2 separate regions of the Homo sapiens genome follow, and region 2 is linked to region 1. Evidence: read pairs that join two places in POLR2A ChIA-PET (ENCODE). Cell type or tissue: Panc1. All regions are shown on one strand. Each heading gives the region's core, and the rest is flanking DNA. Links, peaks and the distances in the headings are about the cores only.

What was found. Peaks named below come from ENCODE experiments on the same cell type or tissue, not always from the same donor. Only the 100,000 strongest peaks of a DNase experiment are listed, where the experiment ranks them.
Region 2: POLR2A ChIA-PET joins it to region 1 with 16 read pairs; 2 of 35 experiments call an interaction of 5 or more read pairs at or near these places.

The regions. Positions count from the first base shown.
Region 1 is chr7:151,235,241-151,241,343 of GRCh38, reverse strand. It overlaps CHPF2 (chondroitin polymerizing factor 2), which reads right to left. Exons shown (of 4, transcript NM_019015.3): 2 at 5,732-6,103; 3 at 4,754-4,936; 4 at 2,522-3,970. The coding sequence ends at 2,663. SMARCD3 (SWI/SNF related BAF chromatin remodeling complex subunit D3) reads left to right here. Exons shown (of 13, transcript NM_001003801.2): 9 at 822-919; 10 at 1,097-1,232; 11 at 1,598-1,720; 12 at 1,847-1,948; 13 at 2,188-2,564. The coding sequence ends at 2,241. It overlaps MIR671 (microRNA 671), which reads right to left and starts at 2,923; the gene lies at 2,806-2,923. It overlaps LOC124901779 (a long non-coding RNA gene), which reads right to left and starts at 1,683. Exons shown (of 2, transcript XR_007060596.1): 1 at 1,592-1,683; 2 at 365-1,325. RefSeq lists enhancers at 594-1,793, 5,493-5,993. In Panc1, for the core only: no CTCF peak of the experiment used is centred there; no DNase peak of the experiment used is centred there.
Region 2 is chr7:150,917,904-150,924,006 of GRCh38, reverse strand. No RefSeq gene overlaps it. Among named protein-coding and RNA genes, the nearest start is that of KCNH2, 57 kb to the left of the region's middle. In Panc1, for the core only: no CTCF peak of the experiment used is centred there; no DNase peak of the experiment used is centred there; H3K27me3 peaks cover 1,364 bases.

The sequences.
Region 1 (6,103 bases), core at 353-5,352:
CGACCAGGATTCTAGTTCAGGCCCTACTGTGGATTAGCTCTGTGCTGCAGCCAATCCATGTTAGCCCCCCCAAGTTAGGAAGACCTGGAAACCCTACAAAGCCAACCGCTTTCTGGAATGTAATATTCTTGGCACTTGGAGTTAGGATCCCCAGGTTCTAGTCCTGAGTCTGGACTCTGGGTAAGTGACTCAGCGATTCTGAACCTTGTTTCCTTATCTTTGAAGTGGAGTGACAATACCTGTCCTATCTACTCTCCTGGGCAGTTAGGAAAATCAAATTGCTGCAAAAGTGATTGAGCAAAATTCCACCAAAACAGAGAATATTCTTATTAATGCATTTAAAAATAAATACAGCAGATAAACCTGAGGAGTAAAAATAGCAGTTGATATTTATTGGGCACTTACCATGTGCCAGGCACTGTCCCAAGCACTTTATGTGTATTAGTTCACTGACTTCTCACGGCAGCCCTGGGAGATAGGTATTCTTTTCATCCCCACTCTAGAGATGAAGACACTGAGCCCTGAGGTGTTAACTTGCTCCAGGTTGCATAGTAAGTGGCAGAGGCAGGACTGATACATAAGCAGGCTGACCCAGGGCCCGCACTCTCAACCCCTGCCCCACACTGACCCACCCCCTATCTTGTCAGCCATACCGGTGGCTCCACCACCAGACCAGCCCACCCCAATCCCATCCCCATGCGCACTGAGGAATCAGACTTCCTCTCAGCTTCTTGTGGCCTTTCTAGAACAAAAGGATCTACAACTGCATGATGATCTCTTCAAGAAGAGTGATCTCTCTCTCCCCAATTGTCCTGCTTCAGATTTTTGATTGTCCCCGGCTGAAGTTTTCTGAGATTCCCCAGCGCCTCACAGCCCTGCTATTGCCCCCTGACCCAATTGTCATCAACCATGTCATCAGGTGAGGTGGCCCCAGCTTGCTTCTCAGACCAGGGAATGATCTCGTTCCTGCCTTCCCTGCCCCTCCCTCTCCTCCCACTCCCATCTCTTCTCCCTCCCTGTTGGATCTGCCCCAGCCCCGGGGCCCTGGGGCCGTATGGGGGCATCGTGGACACGAAGGGCTGGACTTCCCTGGCAGCGTGGACCCTTCAGACCAGAAGAAGACGGCGTGCTATGACATTGACGTGGAGGTGGAGGAGCCATTAAAGGGGCAGATGAGCAGCTTCCTCCTATCCACGGCCAACCAGCAGGAGATCAGTGCTCTGGACAGTAAGGTGGGGCCCAAGCCCAGAGCTGGAGTGGGACATTAACCCAGAGATGATAGAGGAGACTTTTCTGAGACCAGGGTGTGGTTGCAGATGAGCAGTCTGGGTTAAATTAAAAAAAAAAAAAAAAAAGAGACCAGACTCTGGGCCAATGGGACACACATGGCCCGTCCATGCTGCTTGGAGCTGAACCTCATTCCAAGTTTAGTTCTGCCCATCCCCTCCTCCCCTGGGACTTCAGAGAAATCAGGGGCTCTGAGGGGTTGTCCTTCACAGAAGAAACCCCCTCTCCCTCCCCTTCCCACCCGCTTCCTTTCCCCTCGTCTCCCACATCACCAAAGCCAGGTGGAAAGCATCTATCTTTCTACCTGCAGATCCATGAGACGATTGAGTCCATAAACCAGCTCAAGATCCAGAGGGACTTCATGCTAAGCTTCTCCAGAGACCCCAAAGGCTATGTCCAAGACCTGCTCCGCTCCCAGAGCCGGGACCTCAAGGTGAAGAGGGAGACTCAGGGAGTACTGGAGTGGAAGACAAGCACAGCGGGAAAGAGAGTAAACGTTGTACTCCAGGGGCAGGTGAGGGGATTCAGGGCTCAGGGCTCACCCCACGCTCCCTCCCAGGTGATGACAGATGTAGCCGGCAACCCTGAAGAGGAGCGCCGGGCTGAGTTCTACCACCAGCCCTGGTCCCAGGAGGCCGTCAGTCGCTACTTCTACTGCAAGGTATGCAGGGACCCTTGCCCTGAGGCTTCCCCATCCTCAACTCCAAGAGAAACCTCCCTGTTCAGCTTGTGGGCAGCCCTCGCAGCTCCCCACAGTAAAGCTTCACCACGCTGCCTCACCATGCAATGGCCCTCCCTGCTCCCAGATGCTCTTTCAGGGCAGGCGGTGTCAGTAGGTGGGATTGTCCTGATCACTCACCAGAACACTGACACCTGCTCCTGTTCTCACTTCCTCTAAAGATCCAGCAGCGCAGGCAGGAGCTGGAGCAGTCGCTGGTTGTGCGCAACACCTAGGAGCCCAAAAATAAGCAGCACGACGGAACTTTCAGCCGTGTCCCGGGCCCCAGCATTTTGCCCCGGGCTCCAGCATCACTCCTCTGCCACCTTGGGGTGTGGGGCTGGATTAAAAGTCATTCATCTGACAGCAGCCGTGTGGTCATTGGAAACTGGGGAGGGGAGGGGGAGAGAAGGGGAAGGGAAGAAGGTGGGGAGGCAGTGGGTCCCTCGGGACGACTCCCCATTCCCTTCCCTTGGATTCTTCTCCTTACTCAATTTTCCCTAGACCTAAAAACAGTTTGGCAGAAGACATGTTTAATAACATTTTCATATTTAAAAAATACAGCAACAATTCTCTATCTGTCCACCATCTTGCCTTGCCCTTCCTGGGGCTGAGGCAGACAAAGGAAAGGTAATGAGGTTAGGGCCCCCAGGCGGGCTAAGTGCTATTGGCCTGCTCCTGCTCAAAGAGAGCCATAGCCAGCTGGGCACGGCCCCCTAGCCCCTCCAGGTTGCTGAGGCGGCAGCGGTGGTAGAGTTCTTCACTGAGCCGTGGGCTGCAGTCTCGCAGGGAGAACTTCTGCACCAGCCCTGGCTCTACGGCCCGAAAGAGGTGGAGCCCTGAGAACCGGAGGAAAACATCCATCACCTCCAGCCCCTCCAGGGCTTCCTCCTCTTCCTGGCCTGCCAGTTCACCTGCCAGCCGGGCTCGGGCCGCCAGGTAGTCAGCGTTGTAGAAGCAGCCCTCCGCAGAAGCCTGCCGGTCAAATCTCCCCCCTATAGGAGCCCCCCGGGAGGGGTCAGCACCAGGAGGGGAGGGGGGGTCAGGGCCAGCCCCCGGGGGCCCTGGGGGTGATCTCTGTGGTGACAGGGCAGGATTGAACTCCTGGAAATGGACTGGAAAGAAGGCCTGCCAGCCAGAGATGGCATTCATGCGACAGCGGTTGAGGACTTCGGGCCCAGGCCTTGTCCACACGGTGGTAAGGAAGAAGAGAGTGTCCACAGGGTGCTTCTTCGAGACCACGTCCATGAGTCGCACCTGGGAAGGGGCCTCTGCTCGCACAGCGAGCCAGGCCAGCCTCGTCCCAGGGTACCGTCGCTCTAACTCCGCTGCTGCAGCCTTCACCCCAAGAAATGGGTCTGGAGCTCCACGGCCACCTTCTCGTGGCCCGTAGACCAGCAACAGGGTGAGCAATGCATGTTCTCGTGGCTCCAGGACATTGGCTGCAAAGGCCTCGAGGAAAGCCGGGGCTGCAGCAGCTTCAGCCACCAGGAGTGGCAGCACCAGCTGCACTCGGGTGGCCTCAGTGACATAGGGCATAGGTAGGATTTCCACCCGGCTCAGTGGCCGCAGCAGGCTGACCCTGCGAGCCAGGGCCCGCCGGTGCCCACGCTGTGTCACACATTCCAACAGCAGGTCCAGGGTGTACTCCATGCCCCGTGCTGGGTCGAAGCGCCGATAGCCGTTGAGCAGTCGCTGCTTCTGGAAGCGCAGGCGGGGCTGATAGCGCCGATTGAGCTGCTCCAGGGCAGTCTCCAACGCATCACCCACGTCCGCCCTGCTAGCCCCCTGTAGTGGGCACTTGGGAGCCCCATCTGCACAGGAGAAGGTGTGCTGCTCTGTGAAGTAGTCCCAGCCCAGCACCTCAAAGCGAGAGTGTGGTGTGAAAGGAGCAGGGAGCCCAACGGGCCAGCTCAGCCCTGCCTCCCCTTCGGGGGTCAGCACGGTCAGGTTCCGGATCTGAGCCTGGGTTGGAGGGAATGCACCTCACATTAGTGCCAGCTCCAGGATCCTACCCAGCTCCAGCTGCCTGGGCTCTGAGATTCAAACAGCTGAGCTCTGTCCTAACTCCATCAACACTTAGTGAGGGGTCCCTTGCTAATCACTGAATCCCTTGTACGTTATTCTTCACCTCTAAAATGCAGATGGAATAGGAATCATACTCACCTTACACAAATGCCATGAGAAGGAGGTGGAAAATGTGCTTTTTGCACAGGTAAAAGTATCTTGAAATAGAAGCTCAACAGCCTTTCTCTCCTACACCCAAAGGACTCACATCCTCTTCATAATCACACCTTTGTTTTCATCTACACTCCACCTCTGCCAAGCCTGACGTTCAACTTGAGAATTCTCCCTTCTACCCTTGGGCTTTCTTGGGACAGTTCTAGAAGTAAAGAAACTTCAGAGTTTTTGCCTCCTCAGTGGACAGGCACTATTGAGGAGGAGCTAAAACTATTCTGTCTGAACACTGTGCGGAGCTTCCTGATCCTCAGAGTCTACTTGCAAACCCCTTTAGCTGCATTCAAGTTGTGCTGGGAGCTTACCTTATGATTGCTTTGGACCCCCAAAGACCTTTGTCCCTGTAGTTGCTTTAAATTTAAGTATGGTCGGCCTCTTCCTGCCCTGCCATTATACAGGGCCTAGCCCAGCCCCACTGCCAGCTGCTCGTTCATTGCACGCCTGGACATCTCAGGCTCTCTCTGACCCTCTGACTGCGGTCCTCTGCCCACCTGCTCCTCTTCAGCTCACCTGCAGTTGTTCTATTTCACTGTAAGCCCGCTCCAACTCCAGAGCGCTGAAGCGTTTGTGGAGCCGGTACATGAGGGTACCTTCGGAGACAGGGTGCACGGCGAAGGCACTCAGGAAAGCCGAGCTCCCTTCCTTCTCAGGGTCCCTATTTTTGGCCAGTTCAAATGAGCGATACTGCTGCCCCTAGAGGGACAATCAGACCAATCAATGACACACACAAGAGCTGCCAGTCCCAAACCGCCCTTAACCATACTCAGTGTTCACATCTGTTAGCACTGCTGCGTTAGAACAGAGGACAGAAGAGGCACCCTTTCCAGCACCTCGCTTAACCCCAGTTCTTTCACTGCCCACATTTTGGAAAGTAGAAAGCAAGTAGGCAACTAAGGACACTCTCGGCTACTCTCAGTGCATTGCTTACAGGCTAGCCCTGCTCTGCAAGGAGCCATCACAGAAATAACATATTAAAAATAATAATAATGATACTTTCTTCCCCCAAAGATTCCCATTGTTCTTCAAGGGAATGAATGACACAAGCCAGAAAATCCTCCCAATACTTTGGTTTGAGAGGATGAGCCACCTCTGGGTTCTTCCACTCTTCTCCAGCACAAGAAACAGGGCAGCTCTCTGGGCTGGAAAAGTGATCACCTCACTTCTCTGGAGACTAGCCATCTCTAAGACATGCCCACACTGCCATAACTGAAGTGTGGATGTCGGGGGAGGTGTGGAGGGCAGGGGGGCAGGGGAGAAGGACTGCTGAGTAGGAGCACCCTTTGGTCTTGCTTAGGGGTTCCTAACAAGATACTACTTTTGATAGCCCCAGGTTCTCAGATTGCCAAAGGTGAGCAACGGAGGGCCCACAGAGCGGCCAGTGGCCAGGAAGGGGGAACAATGGCCTCTAAGGTGCTGCTGGGAGGAAGGCCAATCACTCATCCCCCACTAGCTTATCAGGGACTGGGACTGACTTGAAAGAGCTGTCACCTGGTGCTGTGAGACACAGCCGACGCCCAGAGAGTCAATGAGGCAGCGTCCAAGCCACTCGTCAGGACGGGCACTGAGAATGTCTCCTCGGCAGCCATCCAGATGTGGCCGCAGACGAAGCAGGAGACTCCGTGACAACAGGTAGCCAAAGCCCCCATGACAGTACCGGGCCTGCTCGCCTGCGCCAATGAACTCCTCTGCCCGGCCTAAGTACAGGTCTTGGTTGATGCTGAGGTGGCCAGCAAGGGCTGCCAGGCGGGGGGCCTGCACATATGTGTCATCCTGCATGATGAAGAACCAGTCGTAGTCGGCCCCAAAGTGTGTGTGAAGGTGGCGCAGGGTCTCTGACATGAGCCAGGCGGGCCGCTCATC
Region 2 (6,103 bases), core at 369-5,368, 320 kb after region 1:
GCAATGTGTCCAAAGGGCACAGACTGAATAAACATAATAAAGATTTCAGGGTTGAATTAAGTTTTCTAGGGCTGCTATAACAAAATGCCACAAACCTGGTAGTTTTAAATGGCAGAAACAGACTTTCTGGCAGTTCTGGAAGACAGGAGTTGAAAGTGTTGGCAGGCTATGCTCCCTCTGAAGGGTCCAGGGAGGAGTCTTCTTGCCTCTCTCAGCTTCTGGTGGTTGCCAGCAATTCTTGGCATCTTGATGACATCTGCAAAGGCCTTATTTCTAAAGAAAGCCACGTCCACAGGGACCAGGTGGACATGGATTTTGGGGGACATGATTTAACTCAGTACAGGGGTCTTAGGTTAGGTAATTATATAATAGGGGGACTTCCTAGATAAAGAGAAATAAACATATTCCAGAAAAAGAGTCAGGAGACCTAGACCCAGCTCTTCCAACCTCTGGCATCAGCAAGATGACCACTGAATCCCTATTAATGAGTTTCTTTTTAGAAGCCTGAAACCCTCCTGTAGGCTAAGAAGGAAATGAGTCAGAATAGGTGCCAAGAGCTATAAATTTTCTCTGTCTGGGGTCATTATTCCATTGCCTACAGGCACATACTTGGCAGCTCAAAGTAAATCAGTCACATTCACCAGTCTAGGTGGATGCATTGGTTATTTAATTAATTGGATGTACATGGTTCAGGGTCCTAGTTCTTGATGGGCACCTGCCAAATTCTTGGCAGTCTAGAAATATCCCAAGGGAACTTTTCTGACTTATAAATAGAATTCTCATAATCACACATGCCACCCTTGTTCTACCACCAAGCCTACACCTCATCAGTGTATTTTAACAACAACGACAACAACGACAATGACAATGAACAACAGCAGCAATCCTATTCCAACTCACTATTTCTGGACAGTGTTTTATGTCTTCAGAACATTAGTAGCTGCTTCACAATGAATATGGAGCAGTCTCTTAGCTAGTTGGCATGGTCCTATGAACGATTATTATGCTCTTTGTCTTTCTGTATCATTTTTAAAAGATTTGAGCAGCTTCTCCAGGAACTTTAATTCTACTGGACACACACTGAAGTTGTGATATTTGAGGCCCAAGGTAAGATAGAGTTAGCTGTTTATTCCCCCAAGGTCACAGTTATCCAGTGTATTGCACACTATCCTCCACCATTCTCAACAACTTTCCACTCATTCTCTGCTAACGTCATACCAACTTCCCACCAGCCTCGCAAGTCAGCCTCCCAATTTCGTATTACCAACTGGTCATCTCTCAACCATGGGCCATTGTCCCCAGCAAGGCCTTTTACCTTTATGTGGAGCATCCTCTTGGGTCTTAATGAATAGCAATTTGAGTCATTTTTGCACTTGCATCTGTCCCTGCATGCATCTTTCTATTTCTGCGTATCTTTTCATACGTCCTTCTCTCCTACTGGCCTTCTCTTTAATTCTCCTTTTCCTCTGGTAACGAGATCTGTCTAGTCTACTTTCCTTCTATTCCTTTCTGTAACAGGGGTATCAGGCAGACTTGACTTGCAGACAATAGAACTAACTCTAGCCGTTTAAATCAGAAAAGGATTTAATACAGAGAATTAAGTGCCTATAAAAATGTTGCCAAATTGGAAGACTGTTTCTAGACCCACTCTTAGAACACCAGCAAGGAACTGGCAAGGGAACTGCTACCTCTCCCATCAACCAGGAAGCGGACACCAGAATCACCCACTAGCTGCAATCCAGGATCAGGAAGCCATGGCTATGCCTGTTTCTCCCCAAACACAACGCCGTTCATTGCAATCTGCAGGCAGAAATGTTGTTGTCACAATTGTTGGTGGAAAATGGATGCCTTCCATACTGCTGCCTCTCTTCCTACTTAAATCAGTTTTGAGATCTAGTCTATGGGCATGCACACTTTACCTGGAAGAATGGATGGGCTGGAGTGAAGCTCAACAGTAATTCATGGGCAATGGAAAATATCTGGCCAGAGACTCAGAGGCTTGGCAGGGACCCAGATGGATGATTGGTGATAGAACAACCTGAGGAAGAGGGAGGTGGGTGAACCCTGAACATGTGAGGATATTTGTGTCCCATGTGAATACTCCAGAAGAGGCTCTCAGTAAACGCAACCCAGTCTGTGGACACTGGTCAGCCTCCCCTCCACTTCCCCCAGCCATCCCAGTGATCTCTCAATGGGCCCGTGTACAAAATGCCTGTGGCAGCAGAGACAGAGGCCCAGATTTGGGCTCAACGCTATGGATTTTCCCTCACCAAGTCTGGTCTGCATCCTGCTAGTACTAAGTGCTCAGCTTCTTCTTTTTTTTTGAGATGAAGTCTCCCTCTCTTGCCCAGGCTGGAGTGCAGTGGCATGAGCTTGGCTCACTACAACCTCAGCCTCCTGGGTTCTAAGCAATTCTCCTGCCTCAGCCTCCTGAGTAGCTGGGACTACAGGTGTGCCCCATCATGCCCGGCTAATTTTGTATTTTTAGTAGAGATGGACTTTCACCATGTTGGCCAGGCTGGTCTTGAACTCCTGACCTCAGGTGATCTGCCCACCTTGGCCTCCCAAAGTGCTGGGATTACAGGCGTGAGCCACTGCACCCGGCCTCAGCTTCTTAATAAGTGTCTTCTTGACCATGACAGTATTACATACAAATTACTTCTAACCAAGGAAGTGATTTTACTTCAAAAGAGTGAGATGCTGGAGGGACATTCGCAGGATTCCACTGTCTGGCAATGTCCTCAGATCACCTGAAGTGCTGGCTGTTGGAGATGCATTCCAGGCACGGGCCTGCTCATGTCACAAGGCCCAGGCTGTTGCTCTCCTCTGATCCTTATTCTTACTCCCTTCTGCCCCATCTATCTTAGCCTTTTTCTCTTTTCCCAGCTTCCTAAAATTTTCACTCCCCAGTGTGTCCTATGAACCATTGTTCTACTGGTGGTAAAGTTCAAGGTCAACTCATTTCTTCCCCTCACTCTACCTTCATATTAACTGAAGCCTTGCTCTCTGTCTTCTGAACACATTTTTATTAGACAAGGCACTTTATGTTGGAAGTTGCAGAAACCCAACTCCAACTAGCTTATGCTAAAAGGGAATCTGTTGGGTGCTATAACATAGAAGGGCAGGATATTACTGGTTTTAGGTTAGGCTGGATTTACATGATCAACTGATGTCCTGAGAGCTCAGTCTGTCGCCAACTTTGGCTCTGCTTTACTCTTGTTGGGTTCATTCTCTGGCAGTATCTTTCTGTGGCTTTAAGAAAGCGACTGGTAGCTCCAGGTTGTGATGTTTACAAATGCAGCTCTCATGAGGGAAGCCCTGTTTCTCTTTAATAGAAATAACCAGGCTGGATGCAGAGGCTCACACCTTTAATCCCAACATTTCGGGAGGCCGAGGTGGGAGCATTGCTTGAGCCTAGGCATTTGAGACCAGCCTAGGCAACATAAAGAGACCCCATCTTTACCCCCGCCAACAACAAAAAACAGAATTAGCTGGGTGTAGTCCCAGCTACTCAGGAGGCTGAGGTAGGAGGATCACTTGAGCCCAGGAGTTTTTGAGGCTGCAGTGAGCTATGATAGTGCCACCGTACTCTAGACTGGGCAACAGAGTGAGGCCCTGTCTCTAAAGAAAAAGAAATAAAATTAAATCAGCAGCATCAAATGGAAAATTGGCCCTGCTTGGGTCATGTGCCCATCCTTCTTGAATTAATCTAGGATGACCAGGCATGTGCCACGTGATTCTTCCTCTGTGGTGTAGTTGAACCATGCAAAGCTGTGTGAGGGGCAATTTCCAAAAGGAAGGAGAGCTGGGCCGCTGGAGCATAGCAGAGCCCACTGTGATTCTGTGTTTCATACCCCTGCCATTTATGCCACAAGTGCCTTTCCTCTTCTTCCTTTAGCCTGCACCTGCGCTTCTAGCTGCTCATGTCCTATTTCTTGCTGGTGAGTGTGCCTATATTTTCATACTTGATTCACTCAGACAACCACCATCTAGGTTGGGAAATCGAACTCACCGGCCCCCTAGAAGCTCCTGTGTGATGCTTCCTGATCACAATCTGTCTGTGAAAGACAAAACAAAAAATACCTTTAGAAAGTAATAGCAGGAAACTAGAAGCACTAAATCTAAAGGAAAACATTAGTTCATATGACTACACTAAAATGAAGAATTTCTGTTTATCAAGAGACATCTTTAGGGAGTACCCATACAAATTCCCACAATGACAAGGACATATCACAAGGATAGAGGAGCCAGCCTGAACGAGCTTCCAGTGGCCAAAGCTGGAACAATTTGAGCAGCAAAGTAAATAACAATAGTAGTGAATTATAAACTAAAGAATAAAATAAATATCTGTGAGTACAAACTGATATAAATACATGATTGAGTATGTAAATAAAATGGGAAGACGGGATAAGTCTTCCATACAGAAGAATTCTAAAGTAGGTAGACGCTCCTCCCTCCAGAAATATGAGTTTCAGCATGAGCTAGACTTAGGGACTTGCTTCCAAAGAACGGAATATGGAAAAGGCAGAAGAGTCACATTACAGTGGGAAAGCCTTAACCAAATGCTCAAAGCTAATATTCCCCATGATGAGCCATGCTGAGATCACGTGCCCTAGATATGAAGTGAGGAGAAGGGCGCCTCTCGTCTGTGGTTCGCCTCTAACACATATGCCCAGTCTAATCGTCCAAAGACATCAGACAAGCCCAAAATGAGGGACATTCTACAAAATACTTAATCTTCAAAGGTGTCAAGATCCTAAAAAAGGACTAAGAAATGGTCACACGCGGGAGGAGGAAACCTAAGGAGACATGACAATGAAGTGAAACGCAGTGACCGGGATTGGATTCCGAAACAGCAAAAGGACATGAATGGAAAGAGTGGTGAAGAGTGTTTCGTTTAATTAATAGTATTGCACCACTGTCAGTTCCTCAGTGTTGACAAATGTACTGTGGTAACTTAAGATGTTAACGTTAGGGGAAGCTGGGTGAAGCCTATGTGGAACTCTGCATTATCTTTGCAACTTTTCTGTAAACCTAAAATTATTCGAAAATAGAAGTTTATTAAAAACACATCTGTATGGCCAGGTGGGGTGGCTCCCGCCTGTAATCCCAGCACTTTGGGAGGCTGAGGCGGGCAGATCACTTCAGATCAGGAGTTTGAGACTAGCCTGACCAACATGGGGAAACCCCGTCTCTACTAAAAATACAAAAATTAGCCGGGTGAGGTGGCGCATGCCTGTAATCCCAGCTACTCCGGAGGCTGAGACAAGAGAATTGCTTGAACCCGGGAGGTGGAGGTCGCAGTGAGCCGAGATCACGCCACTGCACTCTAGCCTGGGTGACAAAGTGAGACTCTGCCTAAAACAAAAAACAAAACAAAACAAAACATCTCTGAGAGGAAAAAAAGCTGAATCACAGAGGGGAAGAAGGTATGTGCAGTGCACATAACCTACAAAAGACTCCTATTCAGAATGTACAGAGTCCTTACAAATCAACATGAAAAAGGCACTGGAATCAATAGAAAAATAAATGAGTAAAAGAACAGAACAAGCACATTGCAAAATAGGACAGCCAAATGGCCAAGAAACATGAAAAAGTGCCTTGTCTCATTAGGGAACTGTGCATGAATTATTGTTTAAAATATTTGTTTTGTGGCTGTGTTTCTTCTTCGTGCATTCCAATTTTGTGGGAGTTGCAGCTCCTCTGCCTTCCTTCATAGCTGTCACTTTCTCTCTTTGTTTGCCTTTCATTTCGCTCGCCCGTCTAATCCGTTTCCCCCTTCTGGGTTCCGAAGTACTTTCTCGTGCTGCTTCCAGTTTTGTCTTCATTTTTGTGATGATTTAAATTTTGATTCTACTCTTTCCTGGGTTTTGCCAGCTTTCTTTTCATATCCTTCTGTTTTCTCACCATCTCTTTCTTGAGCTGTTACTTAAGTTTAAAAAATTCATGGCAAAATATTTGGATATGCTTTTCATCTGTTCATTGCAACACATTTTTGACAAGTGTTTTTTATCTGCCATTTTTCTCTCATTTTTAGTCTATAATATTTTTGTATAGATTGTGTATAGATCTAAATATTATCCTTCTTTGATGCAGACAAGTT